Regions from separate parts of the Mus musculus genome. Here region 2 is linked to region 1. Evidence: chromatin loops called from intact Hi-C (ENCODE). Cell type or tissue: left cerebral cortex. All regions are shown on one strand. Each heading gives the region's core, and the rest is flanking DNA. Links, peaks and the distances in the headings are about the cores only. Region 1 has its middle 220 kb from the start of 1700031L13Rik. Region 2 holds the start of Adgrl3 (adhesion G protein-coupled receptor L3).

The links. A loop is a pair of places that touch in the nucleus more often than their neighbours do. Peaks named below come from ENCODE experiments on the same cell type or tissue, not always from the same donor. Only the 100,000 strongest peaks of a DNase experiment are listed, where the experiment ranks them.
Region 2: a loop joins it to region 1, with 4 times the contacts of the local background. A loop is called at or near these places in 5 of 42 quality-filtered maps.

The regions. Positions count from the first base shown.
Region 1 is chr5:82,343,668-82,349,055 of GRCm38, forward strand. No RefSeq gene overlaps it. Among named protein-coding and RNA genes, the nearest start is that of 1700031L13Rik, 220 kb to the left of the region's middle. In left cerebral cortex, for the core only: a CTCF peak has its summit at 3,193 (motif pointing left); a DNase peak (open chromatin) is centred at 3,186.
Region 2 is chr5:81,016,160-81,021,547 of GRCm38, forward strand. It overlaps Adgrl3 (adhesion G protein-coupled receptor L3), which reads left to right and starts at 4,593. Exons shown (of 27, transcript NM_001359828.1): 1 at 4,593-5,186. In left cerebral cortex, for the core only: no CTCF peak of the experiment used is centred there; DNase peaks (open chromatin) are centred at 3,181, 3,596 and 4,621; H3K4me3 peaks cover 1,810 bases; H3K27ac peaks cover 1,775 bases.

The DNA of each region.
Region 1 (5,388 bases), core at 161-5,160:
CAATTTAAACCTAATTTTTTCAAAATATGCAAGAATTTGCATAGCTATTTATGGGGTACATAATGATGCTATAGTGTGTAAAGAATGTGGAACAACTAATTGATGCTAATTAATACAACTATTACTTTAGCAATCATCAAAGATTTTTTTTTTAATCTAAACACAAACATTGTACCCTTTGGTGGCATCTTTCCATCCTCCTACACCCTGGACTTTAATGATGACTATTCTCTGCTGATGATCAATCATTTCACGGATAACTGAGATCATGCAAAGATTGTCTGCCTGTATTTCTCTGGTCTATTTTACATGACACGACTTCATCCCCTAGTTTAATTTCTATGGTCACATATGATATCCTCATGGTAAAGACTGGTTCATATTCTATTGTGCATATAGACATTTGAATTGTGTGAATAGTGGGCTGACTGACAGTGTGGCTCAGTGGGTAATGGTGTTTGTCAGCAGGTCTGCTAATCTGAGTTGCATCCTCAGGTACCACATGTTAGAGAAGGAAACGATGCCCATAGATTGTCATCTAATATCCAGATGTGTCTAGTGGGATGCGAATGTCCACACATGTCCACATAAAATAAATTAAAGGAACCCACTTTTAAAAAGAACATTAACTTTGTTTAGCTTAATTCTGATATATTGTAATTTTAAAAAGAAAGTCCTTATATAAGTAAATAATTATAGATTTATTTAGTTAGTATTTTTTCAAACATCATTATGTTGAGACAAACTTGCTAAGTTTTCTCAATTGTCACATTACTCACAAGTCACATGAGGTTGACCTTAAGTTTGTGGTAATCCTCCTGTCTCTACTTCCTGAGTGCTGGCATTTCTAGTATGTGCCAAGACACCCAGCTCCAAGTACATAGCTTTACGCCATTATCCTATCAGCGACATTGATAGCATTATTTGACGATAACTAATCACAGCAGGGCTTTGTGTCTCAGATAAAATTCACATGAAGTTCAGGCCTGCTTGCAAGTTACTATTCAAGCAAGGATGCCCAAGGTCCTCCAGTGTCTGCTAGCAGGTGCTGGGAGTGCAGGGGTTCACCATGCCTGGCACCAAGAGCAGTTTTGTGAAGTAAGCTGCATGCATATAATAAACCTAGTGTAGGAGAACAGCTAAGACCCCAAACTCAAGCGACATTTCTGGAGTTAACACTTACTGCAATGTTTTGAACTCCTGTTAAATACTAAACCTTTAACTATGGAGTTTGAGGACATGTATCCCCAGAGAAAATGCTTGATTCTCACTTACATAAACAGAATCGAATGCTAACTGGATAAAGAAGCAGATGCAATCATCTCTCACACAAAGATGTTAGTAAAAGAAAACAAGGACAAGTATAGCCTCATGACACTGGGAACAGTGAAAGTCATGGTTTGATGTTTTGAATATCAAGTGTTTTCTTAAGTAGGAGTAAAAGTCAGAACTTTTGACCAGCAATTAATAGATGTGATTAGTAGCATTAATTTTTTTCACTGAGATTACACAATCATGAATCAATGTCATTGAGGAGAGATATGTATGATATCTCTAATTAAGAATATTAAATATGCATGCCACAAGCATCTCTTACAATGCCATACTAAATCTGAATAGGTTCAGTAGAAATTTGTGGAAAGAGTATATCATAGCAGAACTATAAAAGGAAATTTCAGTACAACACTAAAATAATCTCAAATCTCCTGCAAAAGTCATCAGTGGAAACAGTGAACAATGTGTTCAAGTCTTTAAGTATAAGTATGGGGGAGAGATAGATGCTGTCCTCTTGTCAACAACAAATGAAGGATACATAGAAGCCACACCCCTATATTGTTTGGAAAAGTACAAGTTAAATAATTATTTTAAAAGATGTGTATTTTTTGTTGAGTAAATTTCCTTCTAAATGCCACCCAACGGAATCTGTGTGTGTGTGTGTCTGTGTGTGTGTGTGTGTGCACATGTGTATGCATGTGTGCATGTGCATTTGCGCACACATAGGAATGTGCATATGAGAACATTTTTCTAATAAAAACTAAAATAAATAATATCCTAAAGATTTACATAGAAAAGTGGTTGAAGTACTTTAGCATATCCAAACTCCTGAATATCACACTTTTACAAATGATTATTTAAACATGTGTGGGGAATAAAAAGATATTTAGTATTTTTTTTAATTGAAAAATAAAGTTACTAAACAATGTGTGTATCCTGAATGAGGAGTGTGGGCATCCATATATTTGCTACACATTAAAACTGCTGCATAGATGAAGAGATTTATCATTGAGGTTGGTGTCCAATGGAGAGGAAGGGGAAGTCTCCAGGACAAGCAGTACATGCGTGTCTGCATCCCTTAATAAGTAATGCTGAGAACATCGCATGTAGTTATGGAAGGCTTTCCCAGAGACAAGACTGAAATGTTCCTCCTTCGGACATGCATTTTATGCATGCCTCTGTTACTATCTTTTAAATTTTTTATTACGTTTAATATTTTATTTTGTGTACATATATGTGTGAGAGCAACTTGTAAACGAGAACTCTCTCCTCCCACTATGTGAATTGGGGGATGGTCTTCGGGCTTGGCCACCAGCATCTCTACCCTCTGAGATACATCACACAGCCTCTGTTTTTAACATAATTGTAGATTCTCATGCTTCGTTGGGAAACTTTCCCACATTGGTTTTTAATTTTATAGACGAAACGACACTTCCCACAACTTTCCTCATTTCCCCCTTTATCAGTATAGAATTCTTACTCTCTAATTTTCTTAAAAACCAAACAACAACAACCCACCATTAACGGGGTGACTGTGGAAGAGACAAGTGACTTACATGAGTTTCATATCATATTTTTGTCACTGTGAAATTCAAAACCTATGCAAATTTGTAATTTGGTTAATGTTTCTACCCAACAAATATCCTGTCATCCAACATGGGGGAAGGAATGTGCCATTCTGTTCTTCCAGGTTGCCACAGCTCTTTGTCATGAGCATGTTATTGCAAACGTGTTCCCTAATTGGAGAAGAATGGCTCACGTTTCCTTGCTAATAGGCCAGATACCTGTGTGAATGGAATAGCAAGAGGAACATGAAATAATGTTCATTTGTGGTTAATATCAGGGTTACAAAAATGAACTGATGCTAAGAAAGCCACGCTAAATAAAGGCTTTTCTGCTAGTCTATAGCGCCACCCAGTGTTAAGGGATTCTCAGTGGCACTCTTGACACAGGAAGCCATTGCGTGCTGCTGGTTGGACTCCGAGCTTCAGTCTATGCTCTTTAGTGTTTGCTTAGGGATATTACAGATGTTTGCTTGGGGAAAAACATCAAATTGAGCGAAAACAGTGATAAGAACTAGCTGGAATGTTCTGGTAATCTCCACACGGTGCTAACTCTTTTCTCTGTTCTTAATTGCTAGAAGAAAAATAATTCGGAACTATTAATTCATCGTTTATTTTAAGGTGCTTTAAAGCATTCGTGTGAGCATTTCTGAGGTCATTTCAGACTGAGGCATGGCTTATGCTGATGCATGTCCAAGTACTGCCTTGTTAAAGTTCAATTCAAGACAAAAACAGTACATGTACAGAAAATAACATCAACAAATTTATTTTTCTAAAGTGATTTCTACTGTTATATATTTCTCTTGAGAGATGTTAAAGGAAAAATAAAGATTAAATATATATTGTGGAAGTTTTAGAAAGGGAAAAAATTAAACAGATATTGCTTCAGTATTTCTAACAGAAACAAACTCACAAAAGTGAGAAGAAAATACAAAATTTCTTCTTTTTCTGTGACTATTCAGAACATTAGCAGAATTGGAAAAAAAATGACCTTAGCTGTTATAGTTAATGGAGGAACATTAGCTCGGAGTGCTATTTTGCACTAATTTGTATATTAAACTTCTTCATGTGTCTGAAATGCAGCAGAAGTGCAGAGTGTAGCCAAGAGAAATACATTTCAGATCCCCACAGTAAATAGAAGAAAACAACAGTTTTGCTCATGGCCATATCAAAGTTAATAGGAAAAGAATGGTGACTGTGTGTGAGAATATTGAAAGTCTTTGATTACAGGATATCCAGCATAGGGAGACATCTCTGATCCCCAAAACACTTCCAATTCAACTAGCATAGTCCCCATTTTAAAATACTTTTTTGCAAGTGGGAAGTAGTCACTACTATTTTTAATGTAGCTATAATATAGTAAGTGTTACTCCTCAATAATTAGACGGAGATCCATAGTGAAAGGTTGCTTTCCACATAAATCCCATGCTTGATTCAAGGTCCATGATAGGGTAAAAATGTTCAGAAAGATGTATGTTGCCAATATTTAGTCTAAAAATGTCATATGCAGATCTTGGGCAGAGGCTGTTAGCTGTCTGCGAGGATTTTTGTGTGAGCTGAGTTAGCTCAACTTCACCTCCCATCTAATCATAACACAACTAAATAAAGTACATGTCATGATTGGGCCAGTCTGAAGGATTCTCAGTAATCAGACATGTGGTCACAGCTCAACCGCTGGGAGAACAGGCTTTAAACAGTAAGAATGAATGTCTGCAAAGAGAGTTATCATCAGCTGAAATTAACTGCAGGCTGTATTGAAAGACTGTAGTTAAAGAAGCAGTGGTAAGTGTGCACAAATGTACACAAAACATATGATACGTTTTAGGTGTCATCACATATTATTTTACCTGAAATAAATTTATTTAAAATAAATAAATAAATAAATTGTAAACAATGATAATGAAATATCAACAAAATAATCTACAAAATAACATACTTTTATGTTATTTTTGTTTTTAATATTATAGCATCATATCCTGCTCCTCTTTCCTCCCTTCAAATTCTCTTCAAAATGTATAAAACTGTACCAATATAAAAATTCTATGTGCATGTAATATATTCACAATTGTCCTGAAAATTCGAGTGTCTAGTTGTTTAGTTTCTGTGCTCTTTATAGACCAGAATTTTTGTTACCTTAAGTACAAATTTTAATCCATTGTTCTTACTTATTTTCTGTAACTAAGATTTATATAGTTATATACATAAATCAGATGCATGAGTTATATTCCTAAGTTATACCTACATGAGGAAAATAGTCTATGGTTACATAAAAATAGATGCTTTAAACTGTAAAGAATAAAACAAACAGCAGCTAAATTTTGCTTCCACTGTAAAAAAAGAGAAGTTTGGAACCTATGCGTTGGATGATTTGAGTCTGAATACAGTGTCAGCTGCGGCTACAGAAGCCAGAATGTGCCCTTCTGAGGTGGTCTTTATTCCTATCAGGGGTTGTTAAACTACAAGCCCACATTCTCCCTTCCTTAGCTTCATGCTTCACCCTCTGAGCCATCAGTGTTTCATTTGACATGGATTGTTTATATTTTGCTTTAAG
Region 2 (5,388 bases), core at 126-5,125, 1.3 Mb before region 1:
CCCAGTACAGGGGAATGCCAGGGCCAGGAAGTAGGAGTGGGTGATTTGGGGAACAGGGCAGGGGTGGGGGAAGATAATGGGGATTTTCAGAGAGGAAACTAGGAAAGGGGATAGCATTTGAAATGTAAATGAAGAAAATTCTAAATCCCCCCCATATTTAAAAAAAAAATGCCTGCAAACTGCTTAGAGAGCTCCAGGTTTCCATGTCCGGTAGGCTTTCCAGTGATACAGTTGCTTTGGACTCACCCCAGCTCCTTCCCTAAGTAAACTCTTGTGCATACTCCTGTCAGAAACCTTAGATAAAACCTCATGGAGTCACCAAAGTGGGTACTGTTGCAGTTCTTACTTTATTCTATCAGTGGGCTCCCTTTTTTAGGTGAGTAGATGTGTGTGTGTGTGTGTGTGTGTGTGTGTGTGTGTGTTTTGTCTCCCCAAGAAATTTTGTCACACAATTTCTTCATGGTGTACATTTTTGTAAGTTGCATTTTTGTTGGCAGAAGCTATTTACTAATGTTTATCTACTATTTCTATCTATTCTGCACACCCAATTTTTCAGTGTTTTAAATGAGATTGGAATCTCATGAATGATGTTCAACACTTTATTGTACTTACTGATTTGCAAAGAATCCTTGGGTCAGGAAAGTTTAAAAGTTATTATGTTTTAATGTTTTCTTTTCCCAATTAATTAGTATTCTCGGTTTTAAAATTTGAATTTCTTTCCATCTGGTTACTATTGATTTGCCTCAGATTAAATATCAGGTGTGCCAACTCTTTCTAGTATCCTGGAGTAAACAACCCCAAAACACCATCCAAGTATTCCTGGAGCTACTTTGTATCGAGGGTCTGTGCTTTAAGTAATCTGCTTTTGTCTTTTCTCTAACATGAAGAAGTCCAGTATAATTGGGTAGATGAAAATGCACAGAACTTACTTTGCTCTCATAGAGGACTCACCTGAGAATATATCAGCAAGAATCACAGATTTACTACCTGGAGAGAGAGGTTTAATCAAACGTAGAAGACTATGCTCATCATATCAAAAGTGACTTGAAAATACAGAGGTTGAGTTTAAAATATGGATAACTTCTGGAAACAGTGTAATTTGACACACAGCTAAACTACACATGCAATCAATACTCCTACTTGCACTGTGTTTAAAAAAAAATAAGCTGTTTTTATTACCTTTTCCCCCATCACTAAGTAGGATCTTTGAAATTCTTTATTTTTGGTCCATGTCCACATTGGCTAGCTAAGGAGTCTATAAGTAACATTTTTACTTATAGACTCCTTAGCTATAGCTATAAATTATTTATATTTGTCTTCCTGCTGCCATCACTAATAGTATGTAATATCTTTGATTTACTTCATACCTTATACACTTAAAAATATTCTATTATTTTTCTAAATAAATTCACTAAGCATATGGTAAATAGGAACTGAGTTGTTTCCATCTTGCTTCCTTTACAACTAAGAGTCTCTTGTCACAGTTTGCTAGTCTAGTCTTGGTGAAGCCCTTGTTTAAGTCACAAGTGAGTCCAGATGTCAATTTGTATTTACGTATCCAAGGGCGCTTATAAATGTCCTGTATTAAGGGAATAAAAGCAGCCATACTTGAGCCTATGAAAATCTACTTGGTCAGAACTCAGCCATTAAATCTCTTTGACTTTCTATTTCCCCCACTCCCAAATGAATTACTAGATACACAAAGAGCATATAATATATAGTATATTCTTTCCCAATATAGCTTGGAACTTACCTTTAAGAGAGCTCTTATAATCTGAGAAGATATAGTGACATGCAGCTAATTATTTGAAAAGAGACCAAAATAAGCAGGACAACATAGGCATTGTGGTAGAGGTACCATCACAGTGCTGTGTGAGCTAGTTAGCTGCTTAGTCACATTTTCGTTCCCCATGACAGCATGCCTATAAAAGTAACCTCATGGGAGGGAACGTTCATTTTGGCTTACAGTTTTGGAGGCCTCAGTCTAAGCCTAATTGTCTTTGTTGTTTTGATATTTACGATACAAAACAATACCTCTGATTGTATAACAAAACAAAGCTGTTCACCTCCGTGACTGGGATACAGGGTACTTGGTGGGAAGGTCCCTGGATCCTCTACAAGGTTCCATCTTCAAGGTTCTAACATCCTTAGAGCAAGCCAACCTCTTAAAAATTCTACTACCCCACAAAATCATCAGTAGCTGGAGACCAGCCTTTAACATAAAGTCCTTTGGTGGATACTTAGGATCCAAACTGTAGCAGAGAAGATAATGGCTATGGTGTGTGTAGCATATACCATATGTTACAAAGGCTTTTTCTCACCTTGGGATAGCTAAGAAAGGGGTTCTTTAGAAAATCTGGTGGGGGGGGAGGGTAGGGGGGACTTTTGGGATAGCATTGGAAATGTAATTGAGGAAAATACGTAATAAAAAAATAAAAAGAAAAAAAAGAAAATCTGGCATGTGAGTTGAGCTTTGAAGAATGAAAGAAATTCATTCTTGTGTCAGGGATGATCAGATAATTACGATGATGGTTAGCTTTACAGATCTGCTGGGGTTGTAGTTTCCAACTTGCAAATTCCCACAGGCCAGGAGATCATTATGACACTATACTGCCTCACTATACAGCCTCATTCAACTTGGGAGACCTGAATAGGAATGTGATGTACCTGTTGGTTTCATACAATAAATCCTAGTCACTAGACTATGCTTATATAGAAACTACATCCACAGTCCTTGAAGCGATAAAATGTTATAGGAGAGAAGCGGGGGGGGGGAGGGGGGGAGGAAGGAAGGAAGAAAGAAAGACATTTTTTAACAATTTCATTTACAAAAGCATCCCAAAGAGGTACAATTAGTTGATGAAGGTCACGTGGGCAAACTTTATCACAGCAGAAGGCATGGAGATAGAACCAAGACAGTTTTCTATATCCTTCATGGTAATTTTTATTGTAGTGAAATCAAAATCATTGAGTCTCTAGGTCCTATCTTTTCGTAGAAAGGTGTGCTTTCAATTTTGCAATGAACTTGTACATTGAGGTAAGTTTCAAGAAACATAAAATGGACTCAAAGCAGGCAATGCTTTAGAAGTCAGCACCCGCATAAAGAACACGTGGAGTAATCTGCACCTGAAAAAAAAAAAAAAGACACTGGCAGAACTCCCAGCCTGGTACCTCATTCACCTAGAGCAGAAGAGTGGGGGAGGAGGAGAACGGGAGGGAGGAAGGGAGAGTGAAGAGATTGAGTGGAGAGAGGGGGGGGGGCTAGAGATGAGTGGAAATGGAGAGCAGAGAAGAGAGAGAGAGAGAGAGAGAGAGAGAGAGAGAGAGAGAGAGAGAGAGAGAGAGAGAGAGAGAGAGAGATGCTCCTATCCAGGAGAGAGATACCCTTTGTCTGACAAACCCTGCAAGGGAAGCCTCCCTTAGCCGCCCCACGGTTCCCACCTCCAAGATTCTGCGGAGCGGCTAGGTGGAGCCCGCGCCCGCGGAGCCCTCGCGGACTCCAGATCCGGGTTTTGCCGGCCGCCCCTTTCCCGGCCTTGGAGCCCCCCTCCCTGGTCCTGGGAGCTCTCTCGCCCCGTCACCCCGCCAGAGGCTCACTCGGGCCTCGGCTGCGTTGGCCGCTGCGCTCACGCTGCCTGTCTGCGGGCGCGACCGCCCCCTCCGCCCGCTCGGCCCGCAGCGCTCGCTCCAGTTCCCAGGAGCGGGGATGCAGATGGCACGGCCGGGCCAGGAGGGCGACGCCGCCACCGCTGCCGCCGCCGCCGCTGCTGGCATCTCGCGGACTGCGCGCTGCCTCCGCTCCCGCAGCTGCTACTGCTGCTGCTGCCGCCGCCACCGCCTGTGACTCGCCCCCCCCCCTCCCCTTTCTTTCTTCTCGCTCTCTCTTTTATTTATTTATTTATTTCGTTGGCCTCAGTCTTCTCCCTCCGGGTGTGCGCGCGCGGGCTGCACGGTGTGCTGGGGCAGGAGCTCGCCCCTGTGTGTGCGCGCGAGGGGAAGAGCGTGTGCGTGTCTGGAGGGCGCCCCGAGCCTCAGTGGCTCCGGTGGGGAGTCCAGAAGAGAAAAAAATAAAATTAAATAAAATTAAAAAAAAAAAAAAAAGAGGACCGAAGCCGGCGGCCGAGGAGGAGGTTGGCGGTGACGGCATCGGCTCAGACCCCGGGCCGGGCGATGAAGCTCCCGCATGCCCGAAGCTACCCGGCCTGGCCGGCGAGCTGATAGGCGACCACCGGAGCTCGGGGCTCGCCCCCCGCGGCAGGCACGCAACCCTCGGCGACCCGGCGCCCGCTCTGCCCGCGCGTCCACGCCGTGCACCCGGCAAGGAGTTTGCGCGGCTCGCGCCTGGGCTCTCGGAGCGGGTTGCGGGCGGCAGAGCGGACCCTCTGCTGCCGGAGCACCTCGGGGGCAGCAGGAGGAGGACGGCGAGGAGGACTGGGCGGAGAAGCCACTACTGGTCCTCGCCGCTGCCCCTACCTATCCCCTCCCTCTCGCTCGGAGGCGGAAAGGGGAGGACGAGGAAGAAGAAGAAAAAGAAAGAGAAGGGGGGTGGGGTGGGAGAACTGGATATAAAGATCGGCTGCGGGGGGGGGGATGGTGGAAGATTTTTGGTCTCCTCAGCAGCTGCTTTTCTTGCGGCGGCGGCGGCGGCGGCGGCTGCAGGAGGAGGGAAAGCAGCTCTGGTTATGACTGCCGCATGTTAATAGCTCCCGCTTGGGTCCACCGGCTGCAGCGAGAGACACAGCCTGACTCCGAAGTTGTGCAACTGTGCCCTGAGAGAGACATTTGAACCCTCCTTCTCTTTGCTCCGCTTTTGCCCCCCTGGGGCGTGTGAAGCGAGGAAACGTAAAGGAAGACTAGCATTGGCTTTCCCGGCTTCCCCTTTCTCCATGGCTGTGTAGAAGAAGAAAGGAAAAGAGACACTTTTTGTTGTTTCTTTGACTGGGGTCTCCACCCTCCTGTCGTCTCTGCGGTTTGATCAGTCGTTGCTTGGTGTGACTGGGGTGTCTACAGTGGGACAGGTCCATCTTTTTTCTGTTTTCTTTTTCTTTCTTCTTCTTTTTTTATTTCTTCTTTTTTTGTGTGTGTGTGTGCCCCGGGGCTCAATGGATGGATTGTGGAAAACTGCACCGGGTTGCAGGTTGTTGAGCAACTGATGGGACCATCTCAGGGACCGGCGGTTACGAAAGGTAATTTATTCTTTGCACTCTTCATAATTGTGGTCGCCCTGGTCGGGCGCAGGCGGCGGCATCCGATGGGCTGGCAACCGAGGGGGTGCGGGGTTCACGTACACTCACCCTTCCACTCACACATTCGCCTTCGCACACTCGCCCTCATGCGCACACTCATCTGATCGTGATGCGGGGCGGGAAGGGAGCCTCCTGGCTGGTG